Regions from separate parts of the Homo sapiens genome. Here region 1 is linked to region 2. A link is a loop called in an ENCODE intact Hi-C map of the cell type or tissue named here. Cell type or tissue: heart left ventricle. All regions are shown on one strand. Links, peaks and the distances in the headings refer to the core of each region. The heading gives the core; the rest is flanking DNA.

Region 1 (8,000 bases), core at 1-8,000, 340 kb after region 2:
AGGCTGAGGCAGGGGGATTCCTTGAGCCCAGGAGTTTGAGGTTGCAGTGAGCTATGATGGTACCACTGCACTCCAGCCTGGGCAACAGAGCAAGATCCTGTCTCAAAAAGTATATATAATAATAAATATTTAAAAAGCAGTTGGTTCCTACTACTTCCCAGACCCCACCCTGTGCTCAAGAAAAGAGAGGCGGTTCAGCCAGTCCCCACTGCTCATCGGTTCAGCAGCCTGGCACTGAAGCTCAGGCTTCCTCTTTCTGAACAAGGCCAAACCATGGACCAGGAGTCCCTAAGAGGAAGGGACTCACTTCCCCTGGTGAGTGACCATGAACCCCACTGACTCTAGCCACCATCTGATTCTTTGCGGTAAAACTCTGACTCCCTAGATTCTAGATGAGCTAGGACTTGAGGCTTGGTGGATGGACATGGGCTACTCAGGCCGGGGGCAAATCTGAGAGGCACCGGAGGCATCCTCTGCTCCTTTAGGAAGAACAAGTGGGGGACACAGCCCTCAATTTGGGGTCAAATCTTGCTCCCAGGCAACTGTATTAGCAACAACAAACCATAGGTGCCCTGTCACAATGGGTTATTAGGAAGCTGGCCCTAAAAAGCCACCTGGTCCCAGCAGGAACATCCTGGAGGCAACATCTGAATGGTCCAGTCTAATCCTGCAAGTCCACAAATGGAGCCGAAGCCAATGGCCACAGAGTCATTGTGACCACCCAACCTCAGTGCCTGAGGTCAGCCTGGCTCTGGGATGCACACACAGGGCCCATGGCTGCCCAAGCTGGGACAAAACAGGGCACGAGTCCCCCAGGCACTGTCTGGGCACCTGTAGCTCTTCCCTCGGGAAGAGCAAGCGAAAATTCCAGGATGGAGCCCCAGGTTGTCCAAGGAGGGACAATGCTCTCGCCAGGCATCAGCCCGCCCTTTGTTAGAGGAGGAGAGAAGGCACAGGCTGGGAAATGAGAGTTCCCAAGGCTTCAGCCTCTGATTCAGAAACACCAGCTCTCGTGTCTAGGCTTGATTTTTCCACCTGGGAATTTGAAATGTTGGTTCCAACCATTTCTGAGCAACCTGAGAACTCCTAATTCCCTGACGGGAGACCTCAGCTTTCCCCCCATGTTTTCCGAACCCCAGATTTCCTCCCAGCTGTCTAAAAATGTTCACCTTGCAGAATCTGGATGGACAGAAGGATTTTGACAAACTGTGAGGCTGACAATTGGAGGTTGTTGTGAAGCTATTTCAACCTGCTCTGCCCTGGATGGGTGCTGAGCCCCCTCTACCAAGGCTTGGACCCTGGTCATTTGCTATTAGCGAGCCCCTGCGAACAGCTGTACGGAACGCCTCAGGGTTGCTATCATCCTTCATTAGGGACACAGGTGCCGTGCATGGAAGCCCTGCCCAGCTCCTCTCGAAGGCCCTGGGCTGTCCGTCCTTTCTGTTCTGAACCCACCAGGGGCAGGGGGAATGCCGGCATTCCGGCAATAGTGACAACAGCACTCCTGGAATGGGCCCACCCAGATCCAGGGTCCAGGTGGACAGTGAGAATGGGGCCAGTGCTGAGGAGAGGGGCTTGCTTTTCCCCAGAAACAGGAGACTCAGTGTTTGTCAGGATAGACAGCCTCAGACAGGCTGGCTCTGCTGAGCCCCCAGTGGCTTCTGCAAGAACTCTATGAGCTTGGGGGGTCTCCCACGTGGACTCACTGAGCATGAGGCCTTGAATGCAGGAATGCACATTGAAGACAGAACCCACTGAATGGGCCAGGCGCGGTGGCTCATGCCTCTAATCCCAGCGCTTTGGGAGGCCAAGGTGGGTGGATCACCTGAGGTCAGGAGTTCAAGACCAGCCTGGCCAACACAGCGAAATCCCATCTCTATTAAAAAGACAAAAATCAGCGGGGCATGAAGGCTTGCGCCTGTAATTCCAGCTACTTGGAAGACTGAGGCAGGAGAATCACTTAAACCTGGGAGGCAGAGGTTGCAGTGAGCTGAGATCGTGCCACTGCACTCCAGCCTGGGCGACACAGTGAGACTCAACCAACCAAAAAAGGAACCCACTGAACATCAGTGACTAGCATCCTCAAAAGCTCACTGTCCCCCACAAAGCCAGAGACTTGAAAAGCAGGGTGCCCCACACATACTTATGCAGGGGGCGATGGGAGAGCGGCTCTGCTGGTAGCCTTTGGCGCAGCGGTTGCAGGTGATACCCGTCACGCCGTCCTTGCAGGGACACTGGCCGGTGGTTTGGTTGCAGGTTTTGCCAGCAGCACCCACAGGGTGGCAATCACAGGCTGCAGAGAACACAAAATGGGAGGGTCAGACAAGGGGGAAGCGGCCAGTGCATCCCCGCAGAGCCTTCCCTACCCAGGGCTGCCTCCATGGACCCTGCCCTGGAGGAAGAGCAGCGATGGGGAGCAGGCCCAGCCAAGCCCAAACGCACTCCGGAAGCTCTGACACTGGCCACCCACCTACCTGGAAACGGAGAATAAAAACCAAAATGGACCGACCTGAAGAGACTGCTTTGGCAGCAGGAAAGTGAAATGCAGAAGCCCTTTGGAAGCCCAGGAGGAAGGCTTTCAAATACCTTCTCGGGAAGGCAGAGCCCGTAGCCCTCATCACGCCTGGGTGGAGGAGTCAGGATCGGGGGATACACCTTCCCTTGACAGGGTCGGCTTATGCGTTTTCACTCTGTCCTCAACCAGCTCCCTGCCCCCAAGTTTTCTTGCCAACCCAGGGCATGGGAGGAGTGGGGTTTGAGGCCTGGTGAAGCTCTGGGGTTTGCCAGGTTAGAGGGAGTCACAGGGAGGGGTGGCTCCCCCAGCTGCTGCCCCCCAACACCTGACCCTACTTTGCAGCCAGGCAGCCTTCTGAATCACAAAACCCATAAACTGTAGCACTAGAGAGGGTCACGGTGATCATTTAGCTTAAAGCCCTGATTAAATGTGCAAACAAAGACGGGAGAGGTAAAGGAAACTCCCAGAGCCTCACAGGAAGGGAACGGCCAGGCTGGGAGCTGAAGCAAGGCCCGGGATTCTCAAGCCAGCAACTACGGCTCCACAGAGCAGGCCCCCCACCCTCCTCCTGGGCTTGAAAGGGTGGAGAGGTGGGGTTGCCCACCCTGTCATGCTTCACGGAGGCTCTGTCGCTGTGTCCCAAGAAGCCAATTCTGGTAAGAGAGTAGCCACAGGACCTCAGGAGGATGTCCCACCAACACAGATGCTCAGGGCAAGAACAGCTATACCTGTAGGCACAGGACACCAGCGTTCCCTGCTAAGTCCTGCCTCCCTGAAGCTAGGCGGTGGCCTCAGAGTGTGGTGGGGAAGGGGAACACCGAAGGAAGAAGGCAAATGTCCTGCCCATGCCCCATCCTGGAGGCTGGAAGTGGGGAGTCGTCTGCAGTAAGGCGTCCGGCAGCAATTCCAGGTGTCCCCTCGTGGCTGCTAATCTGTTCCTCCTCCAAAAGGACCAAAAAACCCAAGAATGCAAGTGAGAGCAGAGGCTCTGAAGCAGCCAGATTAGAACTTCCCAGCAAGCACTGCTGGGCGTGAGCACGGGAGTCTGTGGCTCAAAACACGACCTCTCCCAGCCCAGCCGGCCTCGGGCCCAGGAGTGGCCAATGAGGAGAATTAGGAAGAGGAGGGAGGGAGGAAGGTGGAGAAGAGAAGAATGTGAGGAATTGTTTGTTGAAGTTGTGTCTGGACATGCAAAACCTCCTGGAATCACTCAGAGTGAGGGTCCCAGGGCTGGGGGTGCCCCCATCAGGTGGGAGGAGGGTGGGGGCACAGGCCCTGGCACGGGGGCAGCCTACAGGGCTCCCTGCCTGTAGGCTGATGGAACTGCTCCAGTCTTGCTGCTGCTTCTTATAGATAGAAGTAATGCTGGGTTGTTTTTCTTTTCTTTTGAGATGGATTTCACTCTTGTTGCCCAGGCTAGAGTGCAATGGCGTAATCTCGGCTCACTGCAACCTCCGCCTCCCGGGTTCAAACGATTCTCCTGCCTCAGCTTCCCGAGTAGCTGGGATTACAGGTGCCCACCATCACACCCAGCTAATTTTGTTGTATTTTTAGTAGAGATGGGGTTTTAACACGTCAGCCAGGCTGGTCTCGAACTCCTGACCTCAGGTGATCTGCCCGCCTTGGCCTCCCAAAGTGCTGGGATTACAGGCGTGAGCCACCGCGACCAGCCAGAAGCAATGCCTTTTGTTAGGAAATTGTCTTCTTAGATGTACCCTAAATTCAAGTTCATTCTCTGTTGTTTGTCTCTCTCGACAGTAAGAAAAGATCCAGCCTTGACGGCCCATGGAGACGTGCAGAAGAGGCGGCGGCGAGGAGGGGAGGCTGGAGAGGGTCTCTGACCTTTCCCTATGGTCTCTTAAATTCGTCCATGGTAGGAAGGGAGATGGAGCATGGGCAGTGCCTCTAAGTCGGCCGTGCGAATGCAAAGGGCCACAGCACAGGCTCCTACTGTCTTCGAAGCCCCTGATGCAAGCGTGAGCATCAGGGCCTCAGGCCGGCTGACCTCCCTTAGCCAGCTGGTAATCCTAAGATTCATGCCAAGACATTCTCCCCTCCGAGCTGATGGAACACAGCTGTGCACCAGTAACTTCTGGATCCTTGGATTTGGCTGAAGGGAGGTCACCAAAGGTTGCTCGGTCACTGCACGTTCAGAGCCAAGTCACACGTGGACACCCTCATTGGCCCAGGTTGTCTTTATCTTGGCAGCGGCCGACCCAGAGCAGACTCTGGGTGGAGTCAGGATGGTGCATTGTTCTCCCCCACAGCCGGTGACCCGCTTAGCTGCCTGGGCTGGCACCAGCTGAGGTCTGGCGGAGTGAGGGCCGTCCCCGGTAATGGCAGGGCCACTGTGTCTGCTGGGTGCGGCAGACGCTTCCTAAGGGCCCACTCTTTGGTTCAACATGAGCTGATGCTTGCTCCTGGGTTTCCAAATCTTTCTGAGATTCTGCAAGAATCTGACCTATTCCTCTGGTTTATGGAGGCAGCGGGCTGACTTGTGTTTCCCCACCAGCAGATCATTGTTCTAGGAAGGGAGGCAATCAGGGTCCCAAAGGGGCTGCCCAAGGCAGAGTATTCTTCAGCAGTAGCTGCCCCGTGCCAACTCCTGCAAACTCCTTAGCACATCCACACTCTCTCATACGTGTCGAATCCCTTGGTCCTTGCGACAGCCCTCTGAAATGCGCGTGACAGCACAGAGGAGGCCAGGGACCAGAAAAGACAACTGCAGGAGAAAGCTGGGGGCTGTGCGGAGAGGTGGAAAGAGCCTGGATCTCTGAGGGAACTACCCTTTCTAAATGGCCCCCTTTGTATTTCTTGTTCTGCAAGGAGAAATAAGCTCCTATCTTATAATATGATGTGGGTTTTCTGTTACCTGTACCCAGTGCAATCCTAACAGACTTGCCTGGAATTCATTCTCAATCTCCAGCCAAAGGAGATTACCCAAAGAACTTTTCCTAAAAATTCACAAATCGAGATGGCCCCCATTATACCCTGTGCAAAGTCTGAGTTTCAAGGTGTAGGGAGAGTTGACAGATGGCAATGCCATACTATGGCCTGGAAAGGGAGAATGTGACTGGCAGTGCCAAAGGAAGAGAGGCTGAGCCCAAGGGAAGACTCAGGCCCTGGCCTTGAGGAAGAGGAAGTCAAAAGCATCCTGCTGTAGTCCCTTGACCCTGAAATATACACAGACACAGACACATCAAAGTTCCTACTAACACACAGAGACTCACACATATTCCCAGAAACACACAGATACAAGCAGACTCCTACTAATTCTCCCTCCCTCGCTCTCATCTACATACATTGACTCACAAACACACGGATTCTTATCTACAAACTCACCCACGCACAGACATATACTCAGATCCACAAAGCCACACACACAGACACAGACACACAGGGCCACGGGGGGGCAGGGGAGGGGAGGTGTGGAGTGAGCTGGGGAGAAGGTGGCAGTTAGGTGAGTGGAGGTCTTTTCCTTTGCAGGGGAGGTGGTGGGGGTGTCTGGTGAGGGAGACAAAGAGAGAGCCTCCCTAATTCCTCTGAGAACGTGGTCTGGGTCAGAACATCTTCCGCCATAGGAAGCCGCTGGGTGGCTCCCATGTCCCTGGAAGTCAGCCACTTTTTTCAGAGGGAGGTCAATCCCTTCCATGGCAGGTCACCCCGTGTGCAAGGAGCAGGCAGCACCTGGCCATGGGAAACAATCAACCCGGGGATTTTTTCCATAAAGAGAAAGGTGAGGCCAGACGGAAGCCCAGGTCCCTGAGAACACGGCAAGATCAGGTTTCCCATGAAACCGCAGGCTGGAGAGCCTCCCAGTGAAGCAGAGAACCCACGCGGTCCTTGCTCTGGGTCATGAGACAGGGACAGACAGCTCAGGTGACCCACGCGCTTTCAGACAGGTAAGAGGGGATCCAGGTCTGGCGCCCCACCCTCCCAGTGACCCTGGGTTAGTGCCTTTCTCTCTCTGGACCACCGGTGGCTCACCTGTAAGGACAGAGGTCTCCCTCTAAAGTCCCACTGAAGTGACTTACAACTTAACAGGCTAAGGTTTTTGCCTCCCTGCTGGGTCCAAAGGAACCAGGGCAGCAGCCCCCACCCTTTGACCATCGCCCCTTCTGCTGCCGTTCCTCAGTGTCTTGGCAAGAGGGCAGGGGAAAGGGCTCCTGTTGCAGGGCACACCGGGCCTTCCGTACACCCTTACTGCTGGCCCTGCCTGCACCAGCACCCACCTGCATGGTGCCAGAATCTTGTTGAGATTTGGTTTGTCGGTGAAGAGAGGGAGTACCCAGGGACTTCCGAGAGCCCTGGCAAAGCTGACCTGGATGGCAGGTGGTTCTCATCGTCAGTTTCTTGTGCCCAAGTAGCTGCCTTTTCCCACTCCCTCTGACACTCTCTGAAGGGATCCCTGAAGGCTCCTGGGCTCTGCCAGGGAGGAGACACACTCCTGAGCCTGGCACCCTTTCCACTGAAGCACATACTAAGGCTTTCCAGAAGTCTGTCCTGGGCTCCTATCCAGAGGTCTGGCTACTTTTCCTGAGGACTCTGGCTCCAGGGGCTCTTGAGGTCAGGCAGGACCTTCAAATGGCAGTGATCCAAGGCCACGTGCCCATAGAGGACAGGAAAGCCAGCTGGGCATGAGCTCCTCTGGAGCAGCTTCAGGTAGGACAGGGGAGACAGAACAGCCACAGCCCCACCCTCACTTCAGACACCACCACAGCCACCACCCAGGCCTCTGGCCAGTCCTGAAGTTCCGCTTCTGGCCTGACCTTGTGCTATGGGCTAAACTGTGTACTCCCTGCCACACACAATGCTGATGCGGAAACTCTAATCCCCAGTACCTCAAAGTTGGATGTATTTGGACATAGGGGCTTTAAAGAGCTGATTAATTTAAAGTGAGGTCACTGGGGTGGAACCTGATCCAACATGACCGGTGTCCTTATTAGAAGAGGGCATCGGGATACAGATGAGTGCAGTGGAAAGACCCTGTGAAGACACAGGGAGAAGACGGTTATCTGCAAGCCAAGGAAAGAGGCCTGGAGCAGATGTTTCTTGGAACAAAACCAGCCCTGCTGACACCTTGATCTTGGACTTCCAGCCTCCAGAACTATGAGACATAAACTTCTGTTGTTTAAGCCAATCAGTCTGAGGCACTTTGCAGCCTGCACTGACTAACACACCTGTGTGGAGCCTCAGGTAAGCATCTTCTTCTCCAGGACCCTCCTAGGCCTGTCCTGTACTCATGGGAAGGAAGACTGCCCCACCACTCCACCAATCAGCTCTTTCATCCCCTGGCTCCCTGTGGAAGTCACCACCTTTGCTGGAAGAGGAAAACCTTCTCCATGGCAGGCCATGTCTCTGAGGGTCCCCAAAACCCCCACAGGCCAGCAGAGCAGCTCTCAGCTTCCATGATCTTTAGAGCCCCTGCTGGCTCTGATTCCCAACAGGTCTCACAGCTCACAGACCATCTGAGGGCTGTTCTCAA
Region 2 (11,663 bases), core at 1,768-9,767:
ACATAGCACCATGGGAATACCAGCGAGTGATTGATTCAAGGGAAGGGGGATGGGGCTAGGGATCAGGAAAGCCTAAGCAGCAGAATTGACATTTGAGTTGAACCTTAGGGGAATGAATAGAATTTTGCCAGATGGACAAAGGGGGTGGGGGTGGGGACACTCCAGACTCATGCAAAAACATGAGAGTGTGAAAGTTTTGCCTTTGTCTGAGCGGTGGGGAGCAGTCTGGAGGGCCGAAGTAGGGTGTGGAAGCGGGGATGTTGAGGAGATGATGTCGTAGAGAGATCGTAGCCATGTTGTAGCTTCTGGGGAGTCAGGGAAGTTTTTGAATAGGGAAGTGATAGGGTGAGATCTCTGTTTTAAGAACAATAATTCTTGCAGCAGAGTGTAGGATGATTTGAATGAGGGTAACTGGGGACAAGGAGACCGATCAGAAGGCTGTAACCATGTTGTACATGAGAGGTGATGGGTGTCTGAGCCAAGGCAGTACCAATGGGGAGGGCAGTCAGGGCTTGGATGTGAGAACCATCTCTGAGGGAGGCCTTGTTTGTTGATGAGATGTGGTTAGAAGGGAGACCAAAAAAAAAAAAATGGCTTGGATGACTTGGGAATACAGTGATGCTGCTCACCAAAATAGAGAGCGTACGAGAAGAAGCAGCTTATGGGGTGAGAGTCATGAATTTGATTTTGGATATGTTGAGTTTGGGGAGGAATACCCAGTTGGAGATTTTTAAATGAAAAGACACAAATGCAGATAAAGAACCTGTAGGGAGATATTATGGGTAGAGACAAATTTGTAAGTCTGTTTAGCACCGTGATTTTCAATCAGGTAAGGGGTGGGAGGACGTGCTTTGCCTGAATGTTTTTATATGTGGGGTTTCTTTTTAACTATTTGTGTGCTACTCCCCCCAAACCCTCCAGATTCTGGTATTGTCCTGCTAGGAAGGAGAGCACGTCCCTCCCCACCCCTAGTTCAGAATTCACCACCATAATGACTCAAGGGAATGTGTCTGATTTCATATGTGCTGGGCATAGAATGAATGTCTTTAAGCATTGCTAGCATTTATTCTTTTTTTTTTTTTTTTGAGACGGAGTCTCGCTCTGCCGCCCAGGCTGGAGTGCAGTGGCACGATCTCGGCTCCACTGTAACCTCTGCCTTCCGGGTTCAGGCGATTCTCCTGCCTCAGCCTCCCGAGTAGCTGGGATTGCAGGCGCCCACCACTACGCCCAGCTAATTTTTTGTATTTTTAGTAGAGACGGGGTTTCACCATGTTGGCCAGGCTGGTCTTGAACTCCTAACCTCGTGATCTACCCGCCTCGGCCTCCCAAAGTGCTGGGATTACAGGCATGAGCCACCACGCCTGGCTGCTAGCATCTGTTCCTACAGCCTGAAGCCCCTAGCACAGATAGACTTGCCCAGAGAAACACAATACCGTGAGAGGAGCAGATCTAAGTCGAATTCCCAAGGAACCCACATTTCAGAGGCAGATGGGGGAAGAGGTACCTGCAAATTATAGAGAAGGAGCTGTCAGTGGGAGAGAGTGGTGTGGAGGAAGCCAAGAGAGGAGAGGATTCATGGAAAGGGGGATAATAAGCTTAGCTGTGACACATGAGGCCTGGAAGAGGGGTCTGGTAAGGCCTGGAGGAGGGGTCTGGTAAGACCTGGGAAGAGTGTTTGGCAGTGAGGAGGCTGTGAGTGAGAAGATTTTGGTCGTGCAGGGGTAGAAGTTGGCTTGCAGTGGGTTGAGGAGTGAACGGGGGTCAGGAAGTGGAGTTGGTGAGCATAGGTTATTCTTCATGGAAGTTTGGCTGCAAATAGGAGAGAAAGTCATTGCTTGAGGATTTATAGGATGGAGAAGAACTAGTAGAAAGTTAAAATTATGAGATCCTGGGATAATAGGAGGATAAGTTATTAGAACAAATGGAGGGTCACTGTAGCTACCTACCTCGGAATTAATTCTAAATCTAGCCCCCCCAAATTTTGCCCACTCTCCACTCTTACATCACACATGTTTATGTGGTACACATTCCTGGTCCTGGAGACTCATTCGTGTTTTTGCCTTTTCTTGGAATGCCTTACCATCTCTTCCTTTCTTCACTAAACCTCACGCATTCTTCAAGGCTGCCTTAAGTCTCTTTGCCTTTTTTTTTTTTTTTTTTTTTTTACAATAGGGGTCTTGCTTTGTTGCCCAGGCTGGTCTTGAACTCTTGGGCTCAAACAGTCCTCCTGCCTTGGCCTTCCAAAGTGCTGGGATTACAGGTGTGAACTACTGTGCTCAACCTCCTTACCTTTATGAAACCTCTGAAGTGGTAGAAAGGAAATGCCTTGGGTTAAGAATCACAAGATGTGGGCTGAACCCTTAGCTCTGCCACTAGGTGGGTGGCCCTGAGGAAGCCACTGGATGTCTCTGCCTTAGTTTTCTTGTCAGTAATACCTGTGCTGACTTACACACAGGGCTGTGTGCGATTCACATGAGATAATGTTTGTGAAATGCCTTTGAAATCACAAAACATATTATAGCACCAATGTGTGATACTGTAATTTCCTGACAACTCTCCTTATTGATTTCATTCATTTATTTATGGGTTTTGCTGAAAAAATAATTAATTCCATGTTTTTCTTTCAGTGTCCATTATGCCAGCCATAATGTGATAAAGGATGGAGTGATAAGACCTAGTCCCTGCCCTTGTGGAGCTTATAGTCTAGCGTGGGAGACAGAAAACAAACAAATGCATAATGGCTGGTGACTTCAGTGCTATAAAGAAAAATTAAGCAAGATAAGGAGGAGTGGGGTGAAGGAGTGACAGAGACAGATGTTATTTTAGATGGAGGAGTCAGGGAAACCTCTCTGAGGAGACAACATTTGAGAGGAGATTGAAAAAATCTAATTCACAATTTGCAACAATAGGAAATCATCTTTTGCAGGATTAAAAAGAATATCTGCTTTCTCCCACCAAGATGAGTCTTCCCCACTTACTCCCCAATGTCACTAATAACAAGGGTATCATATCCTCAAGTGTTGGGCCAGAAAGAAGGTTGAAAACCATTGGCCCACTTAGTTTGCTTGTTTTATGGGTGAGAAAACCAGAGCTGAAGAGGTTTTTGGAATTGCCCAGGAGGGATACAAAGCTAGATGCTCTCTTATTTTAACTAGTGTGCTTCATGTTGGTGAGTTTCTCATTTCAATTTGATTATAAACTCCTTGAAAGCAAGAATTATGTTTTCATATTATTTTTCGTATTTTCCTAGTACCTAGAACAGTAATAATAGGCACCACCCCAAATGTTAAATTGAACATAAAACCAAATGAAAAGAGAATCGGGTGTACATCCAGGGATACCTATGATCTCATGATCTTACCTGCTTTTCTGAGTGAAGGTCAGTGAGTGAAATTGCTGGATTTCCTCATAGGTTTGGGGCATCAGGAAAGTAGAAACACCAAACAAACCAGAGAGAAGTGGAGTTAGACAGTTCAGCCTTGGGAATCAGATAACCCTGGGAAATCCTTTCTATATATGTCTGTGGTGATGTATGTTTGATATTAGTATTAAATTGTGCCCATATTGTCACTTTTATTTTCTAACAGGTGTTTATTTTCTAACAGGTGTCTATATATATATATATATATATATATATATATATATATATATATATGACTGTGGTTCTAATGTGTCATTTTTGAGATTGTGAAAAAAATATTTTTACATTTTTTCCCCTTGAATAACAGCTTTTTAAAAGCATGCACTAGGGCTCACAGGAGCTACCAGTGACTGGTTCCAACATTAAGTTCAGAGGAGCAATAACACCTCAGGGGCAATATACTCATTTTGATGGTCATAGCTGGTTACTAATGCACTTTCAAAGTATCTTTACATACCTCTGACCCACTTGCATTTGCAGTAAACCATGGACAAATCCTGTGTAATTCCTGATTTGAAAAGTGGCTCTTGCAAGATGATATGAGAGTTGGGATAGGCTTTGAATGTGAATTTTCTTCTTTCCTTCCCTTTCCTATTGCATTCTTCCCCCTTCTTCGAAGGTACGTGAAATTGAATAATTATTATAGAGAAGAAATCCAAAATCTTGACATCTTGGCTATTTGGTGCCAATGGCATAAAGTAAGGCTTCCAGCTGGGCACAGTGGCTCATGCCTGTAATCCCAGCATTTTGGGAGGCCAAGGTGGGAGGCTTGTTTGAGCCCTGGAGTTCAAGACTAACTTGGGCAACATAGCGAGACCCCATCTCTACAAATAATAAAAATAATTAGCCAGGTGCAGAGGCACGCACCTGTAGTCCCAGCTACTCAGGAGGCTGAGGTGGGAGGATCCCTTGAGCTCTGGAGGTCAAGGGTGTGGTGAGAGATGATTGTACCACTGCACTCCCGCCTGGGTGACAGAGTGAGACCCTGTTTCAAATAAATGAATGGATGAATGAATGAATGAGAGAGAGAGAGAGAGAGAAAGACTTCAAAGAAACACACCTGTCGTTTTAGTAAAGTGGAAGAAAGTCATACTTCTGTTTGGCATGCTAATTAGTATACTTGAGACCAACTCTGTGCTTAAAATCTTAGTCTAAGGAATCAAAAATTTTCTTCCAGTTTTGCCTGGGTTTGTCTCTTGCTACATGAAATAGTCTTCCAAAGGCTTTAAAGTTCTAAACTAAAAGTGAAATTAATATAGCTTTTGTGATATACAGATTTATTTAAAATTTTTTAGTGCCTTCTGTGTAAAAAAATGCAATAATTGGTATTATGATAGTAGTTAACATCTTCCAAGTACGACATTAGACAGTTTGCACACATTTTACACATTGTTTCATCCCACCAGAATGCAAACAGCACCGATAACAAGAATCTATGCTTTGTATGGGTGGAGATTTTGGTCCATTTGTCTATATTCTATTTTTTCTTCATGCCCATTAATGAGAGCAATGCCGACTATATAATAACTACGAAGTAAATGTTTTTGGAATGAAAAATTATTGAATCCTCCAGCTACTTTCTGTTCATATGTTGCCAGTAGGTGATATGCTATTAGCTGTTCACTCCATATTGTGGGACAGCGTGTGTACAGCGAAGGGTGATTTTCAGTTTCTGCCTTCTGTCTAGTGGATATGCACCTTATCTATATAAAAGGTTAAATAATAGGGTAGCAATTGTTTCTGGATGATATGGGAGATGTGAACAAGGCTAGAAGAATTATAAATAATGGAGATATGAGTGAATATATATAAATCACCTGGAGCCGTGTCTGTACAGGGCAAATGCTTACTGCATGTTAACTGTTGTTATTGCTATTGTAACATCATTGTCATCATTTTGTTTTTTGTTTGTTTTTGTTTTGTTTTTGAGATGGAGCCTCACTTTGTTGCCCAGGTTGGAGTGCAGTGGCGCAATCTTGGCTCACTGCAACATCCGCCTCCTGAGTTCAAGCAATTCTTCCTGCCTCAGCCTCCCAAGTAGCTGGGATTACAGGCGCCCGCCACCATGCCTAGCTAATTTTTGTGTTTTTAGTAGAGACAGGGTTTTACCATGTTGGCCGGGCTGGTCTGGAACTCCTGACCTCAGGTGATCCACCTGCGTTGGCCTCCCAAAGTGCTGGGATTACAGGTGTGAGCCACCGCACCCAGCCTATCATTTTGTTTTAATTGACATATAATAATTATACATATTTATGGGGTACATAGTGATGTTTTCATACATGTAATATATAATGAGCCAGTCAGGATAATTAGCACATTCATAATCTCAAACATTTTTCATTTCTTTGTGTTGGGAACATTCTATATCGTCCTTCTAGCTACTGGAGACTTTATTGTTAACTGTAGTCATCCTACAGTGGTGAATAGAACACTCAAACTTATTCCTCCTGTCCAACTATAATTGTGTGTCCCTTAACAAATCTCTTGCTCTCCCCCTTCTCCCTACTCTCCCCAGTTTCTGGTGTGCTCTGTTCTACTTTTTACTTCTATGAGATCAACTTTTGTTTTTAGCTTCTGCGTATGAGTAAGAACATGCAGTGTTTAGCTTTCTGTTCCTGGCTTATTTTACTTAATATAATAACGTCCTCCAGCTCCATCCATGTTGCTGTGAATGGCAGGATTTTATTCTTTTTTATGGCTAAATTGTATTCCGTTGTGTATGTATACCACACTTTCTTTATCCATTCATCTGTTGTTGGATAGGTTGATTCCATATTTTGCCTACTGTGAATAGTGCTGCAGTAAACATGTGGGTGTGGATATCTCTTCAAAATACTGATTTTCTTTCCTTTGGATAAGTGCCCAGTAGGGGGATTGCTGGATCATATGGTAGCTCTAGTTATAGTTTTTTGGGGAACCCCCATACTGCTCTCCATAGTGGCTGTACTAGTTTACATTTCCACCATCTGTGTATAAGAGTTCCTGTTTCACAACATCCTCACAAGCATTTATTTTGTGTTTTTGATGATAGCCATTCTAAGTGGAATGAGATGATACCTCATTGTGATTTGGATTTGCAGTTCCCTGACGATTAGTAATGCTGAGCAATTTGTATATATTTGTTGGCGCATTTGTGTGTCATTTTTTGAGAAATGTCTGGTCAGATCATTTGTCTGTCTTTCACATATTTTGTGTATCTTTTTTTTTTTTTTTTTTTTTGGAAATAGAGTCTCACTATGTTATCCAGGCTTAAGTAATCCTCCCACCTCAGCCTGAGTAGCTGGGACTATAGGTGCATGCCACCATGCCTAGCTCATTTGCCCATTTTTCCATCCAATTATTATTATGATTTTTGCCATTGAGATATTTTGAGTTCCTTACATATTTTGCATATTAATCCTCTGTTGGATAAACAGTTTGCAAATATTTTCTCCTATAGATTGTCTTTTCACTCTATTGACTGTTTCCTTTGCTGTGCAGAAGCTTTTTAGTTTGTTGTAATCTCATTCGTTTCTTTTTGCTTTTGTTGCCTGTGCTTGTGAGGTCTGACTCATAAAATCTTTTCCCAGATCAACATCCTGAAGTGTTTTCCTTGTTTTTGCCTGGTACTTTTATGGTTTTGGGTTTTACATTTAGGTCTTTGAATCATTTTGAGTTGATTTTTTCCTTAGGGTGATAGATGGGTGTCCAGGTTCATTCTTATGCATGTGCATATTCAGTTTCCCAACACCATTTATTGAAGAGACTGTCTTCCCCCAGTGAGTATTCTTGGCACCTCTGTTAAAAATGAGTAGGCTTGGCTGGGTTCACATCTGTGATCCCAGCATTTTGGGAGGCTGAGGTGGGCAGATTGGAGTTTGAGGCCAGCCTGGGCAACATGGTGAAACCCCGTCTCTACAAAAATTATCTGAGTGTGGTGGCGTGTGCCTGTAATCCCAACTACTCAGGAGACTGAGGTGGGAGGCTCACTTGAGCCTGGGAGGCACAGGTTGCAGTGACTCAAGATTGCATCACTGCACTCCAGCTGGGTTATAGAGTGAGACTCTGCCTCGGAAAAAAAAAAAAAGATCAGTTGGCTCTAGATACATGGATTAATTTCTGGGTTCTCTATTCTGTTCCATTGGTCTGTGTGTTTGTTTTTATGTCAGTATCATAAAAACAGCATTGTAGTACATTACTACAGCTTTGTGGTATATTTTGAAGTCTGGTAGTGTGATGCCTCCAGCTTTGTTCTTTTTGCTTAGGATCGCTTGTCTCTTCAGGGTCTTTTGTGGTTCCATGCAGATTTTTAAGATTTTTTTCTATTGCTGTGAAGAATGTTATTGGTATTTTGATAGAGATTGCATTGAATCTGTAGATTGCTTTGGGTAGTATAGTCATTTTAACAATATTAATTCTTCCAATCCATGAGCATGAAATAACTTTGCCTTTGTCTGTATCCTCTTCAATTTCTTTCATCAGTGTTTTGTAGTTTTTCTTTTAGAGATCTTTCACCTCCTTGGTTAAATTTATTCCTAGGTAATTTTGGCGGGGGGATTGCTATTGTAAATGAGATTGTCTTCTTGATTTCTTTTTCAACTAGTTCATTATTTATAGAAACACCACTTACTGATTTTTGTATGTTGATTTTGTATTCTGCAACTTTACTAAATTTGTTTATCAGTTCTGAGAGGTTTTTTTTTGGTAGTCTTTAGGCTTTTCTCTCTATAAGATCATGTTTTCTGCAAACAGAAACAATTTGACTTTCTCCTTTCCAATTTTAATGCCATTTATTACTTTCTCTTGTCTGATTACCATGGCTAAGACTTCCAGTACTGTGTTGAGTAAGAGTGATGAGAGTGGGCATCCTTGTCTTCTAGTTCTCAGAGGCAAAGCTTTCACCTTTTCTGTATGATGTTAGCTGTGGGTTTGTCATATATGGCCTTTATTGTGTTGAGGTACTTTCCTTCTATACCTAGTTTATTGAGAGTTTTTAATTGAGATGTTGAATTTTATCAAATTTTTTTCTGCATCTATTCAGATTATCATGTGGGTTTTGTCCTTTATAGTTGATGTGATATATCACATTTATTGATTTGTGTATGTTGAACCATTCCTGCATTCATTGGATAAATTCCACTTGATCATGGTATATTATCTTTTTGATGTATTGTTGGATTTCATTTGCTAGTATTGAGGATTTTTGTGTGTATATTTATCAGGGATATTGGCCTGAACTTTTCTTTTTCTGTTGTATTCTTGTCTGCTTTTGATATCAGGGTTATTCTGGCCTCTTAGCATGAGTTAGGTAGAATACCCTCACTTCAATTTTTTGGAATAGTTTGAGAAGAATTGGTATGCATTTTTCTTTAAAGGTTTGGTAGAATTCAGTATGAAAGCCATTCAGTCCTGGACTTTTCTTTGTTGGCAGATTATATTATTGATTCAATCTCATTACTTGTTATTGGTCTGTTCAGGTTTTAAAAAAATTTCTTCTTGGTTCAATCTTGATAGGTTGTATGTGTCCAGGAATTTATCCATTTCCTCTAGGTTTTTTAATTTATTGGTGTAGAGTTGTTTGTAGTATCCTGTAATGATTCTTTGTATTTCTGTGGCATCCATTGTCATGTCTCCTTTTTCTTGCCTGATTTTATTTGTTTGAGTCATCTCTCTTTTTTTCTTAGTCTAGCTAATGGTATCTCAATTTTATCTTTACACAAAACCAACTTTTATTTTGTTGATTTTTTAAATACATTTTTTATTTCAATTTCATTTATTTCTCCTCTGATCTTTATTATTTCTTTCCTTTACTAATTTTGGGTTTGGTTTATTCTTGTTTTCCTAGTTTCCTTGAGATACATTGTTAGGGTATTTGAAATCTTTCTAGTTTTTTATTGTAGGCATTTATTGTTATACACTTGCCTCATAGTACTACTTTTGCTGTGTCCCATAGGTTTCGGTATGTTGTGCCTCTATTTTCATTTACTTCAAGGAATTTTAAAATTCCATTCTTAATTTTGTCCTTCACTCACTGGCTGTTCAAGAGCATGTTGTTTAATTTCCATGTGTTTGTATCATTTTGCATGTTCCTCATGTTATTGATATTTTCCACTGTGGTTAAATAGGATACTTGGTATGATTTCAATTTCTAAAAAAATTTTTGAGACTTGTTTTGTGTCCTAACATATGGTCAGTCCATGTTCTATGTGCTGTTGACAAGAATGTATATTCTGTAGCTGTTGGGTGAAATGTTCCATAAATATCTGTTAGGTCTGTTTGTTCTGTGGTGTAGTTTAAATATGATGTTTCTTTGTTGATTTTCTGTCTGAATGATCTGTCCAATGCTGAGAGTGAGATGTTAGAATCTCCAGCTATTACTCTATTTGAGTCTATCTCTCCCTTTAGAGCTAATAATGTTTGCTTTATATATCTGAGTGCTCTGGTATTGAATGTGTATATATTTACAGTTGTTACATTCTCTTGTTGAATTGATCCCTTTATTATTATGTAATGTCCTTCTTTGTCTAATTTCACAACTTTTGACTTGAAGTCTGTTTTGTCTGATATAAGTACAGCTACTCCTGCTTGCTTTTGGTTTTTGTTTGCGTAGAATATCTTTTTCCATACCTTTGCTTTCAGTCTATGTGTGTCTGTAGGTCAGGTGAGTTTCTTCTATGCAGCATATAGTTGAGTCTAGTCTTGTTTTTTTTTTTTTAATCTAGTTATCCAGTCTATGTCTTTTAATGAGATATTTAATTCACTTACATTCAAGGTTATTATTAATAGGTGAGGACTTATCTTGTCATTTTATTGTTTTCTGGCTGTTTTCTATATCCTTTGTTCCTTACTTCCTCTTACTGTTTATTTTTGTGGTTGGGTAGTGTTCTGAAGTGATAAGGCTTGATTTCTTTCTCTTTTTCCTTTGTATATTGGCTCTACCAGTGAGTTTTATAGTGTCACATGTTTTTATAATGGCTGTTATGATCTTTTCACTTCCAGATGTAATACTCCCTTGAGCACTTCTTGTAAGACTGGTCTAGTGGTGATGGATTACCTTCGTTTTTGCTTGTCTGTGAAAGATTTTATTTCTCTTTCATTTCTGGAGGATATCTTTGCTGCATGTAATATTCTTGGTTGGCAGATTTTTTTTTTCTTTTAGTACTTTGAACATAAAATCCTATTCTCTCTTGGTTGGTAAGATTTCTGCTGAGAAATCTGCTATTAGTCTAATGGGAACTCCCTCATAGGTGATTTGATGCTTTTCTCTTGCTGGTTTCTTTTTGTCATTGTTGTTTGTTTGTTTTTGAGATGGAGTCTTGCTCTGTTGCCCAGGCTGGAGTGCAGTAGCGTGGTCTCAGCTCACTGCAACCTCCGCCTCCCAGGTTCAAGTGATTCTCCTGCCTCTGCCTCCTGAGTAGCTGGGATTACAGGCACCTGCCACCATGCCCAGCTAATTTTTTTGTATTTTTAGTAGAGACAGAGTTTCACCATGTTGGCCAGGCTGGTCTTGAACTCCTGACATCGTGATCTGCCAGCCTCGGCCTCCCAAAGTACTGGGATAACAGGCATGAGCCACCACATCCAGTCCTTCTCTTGCTGTTTTTAGAATTCTTTGTCTTTGACTTTTGATAATTTGACTCTAATGTGCCTAAGAGGGGTCCTGTTTGAATGGAATCTATTTGGGATTCTTTTAGCTTCCTGGATCTGGAAGCTCCCAAGACTTGGGAAGTTTTCAGCTACTATTTCATTCAATGTTTTCTGTACATTTGCCCTTCTTTTCTCTTTCTGGAACACCTACAGTGTGAATATTTGTTCACTTAATAGTGTCCCATGAATTCTGTAGGCTTTCTTCATTCCATTTTACTTTTTCTTCCCCCCATCTTTCTGTGTTATTTCACAAGATCTGTCTTCAAGTTCAAAAATTCAGCCACGCATGGTGGCTCACACCTGTAATCCTGGCACTTTGGGAGGCCAAGGCGGGCAGATCACTTGAGATTAGGAGTTCGATACCAACCTGGCTAACATGGTGAAACCCCATCTCTACCAAAAAATACAAAAATTAGCTGGATGTGATGGCATGCCCCTGTAGTCCCAGCTACTCAGGAGGACTGAGGAGGGAGAATCACTTGAGCCCAGGAGGTGGAGGTTGCAGTGAGCTGAGATAATGCCACTGCACTCCAGCCTGGGTGACAGAGTAAGAACCTGTCTCCAAAAAAATAAATAAATAAAATTCTGCTTGGTCTAGTCTTTTGGTAAAGCTCTA

The links. Peaks named below come from ENCODE experiments on the same cell type or tissue, not always from the same donor. Only the 100,000 strongest peaks of a DNase experiment are listed, where the experiment ranks them.
Region 1: it touches region 2 in a loop (2.3-fold over the local background); 3 of 110 quality-filtered maps call a loop at or near these places.

The regions. Positions count from the first base shown.
Region 1 is chr17:9,174,100-9,182,099 of GRCh38, reverse strand. NTN1 (netrin 1) reads right to left here. Exons shown (of 7, transcript NM_004822.3): 4 at 2,144-2,293. LOC101928266 (a long non-coding RNA gene) reads left to right here and starts at 2,982. Exons shown (of 4, transcript NR_110828.1): 1 at 2,982-3,171; 2 at 4,274-8,000. RefSeq lists an enhancer at 1,503-2,004. In heart left ventricle, for the core only: no CTCF peak of the experiment used is centred there; a DNase peak (open chromatin) is centred at 4,779.
Region 2 is chr17:9,508,291-9,519,953 of GRCh38, reverse strand. The region is part of intron 4 of STX8 (syntaxin 8); the gene reads left to right. Among named protein-coding and RNA genes, the nearest start is that of STX8, 62 kb to the left of the region's middle. In heart left ventricle, for the core only: no CTCF peak of the experiment used is centred there; no DNase peak of the experiment used is centred there.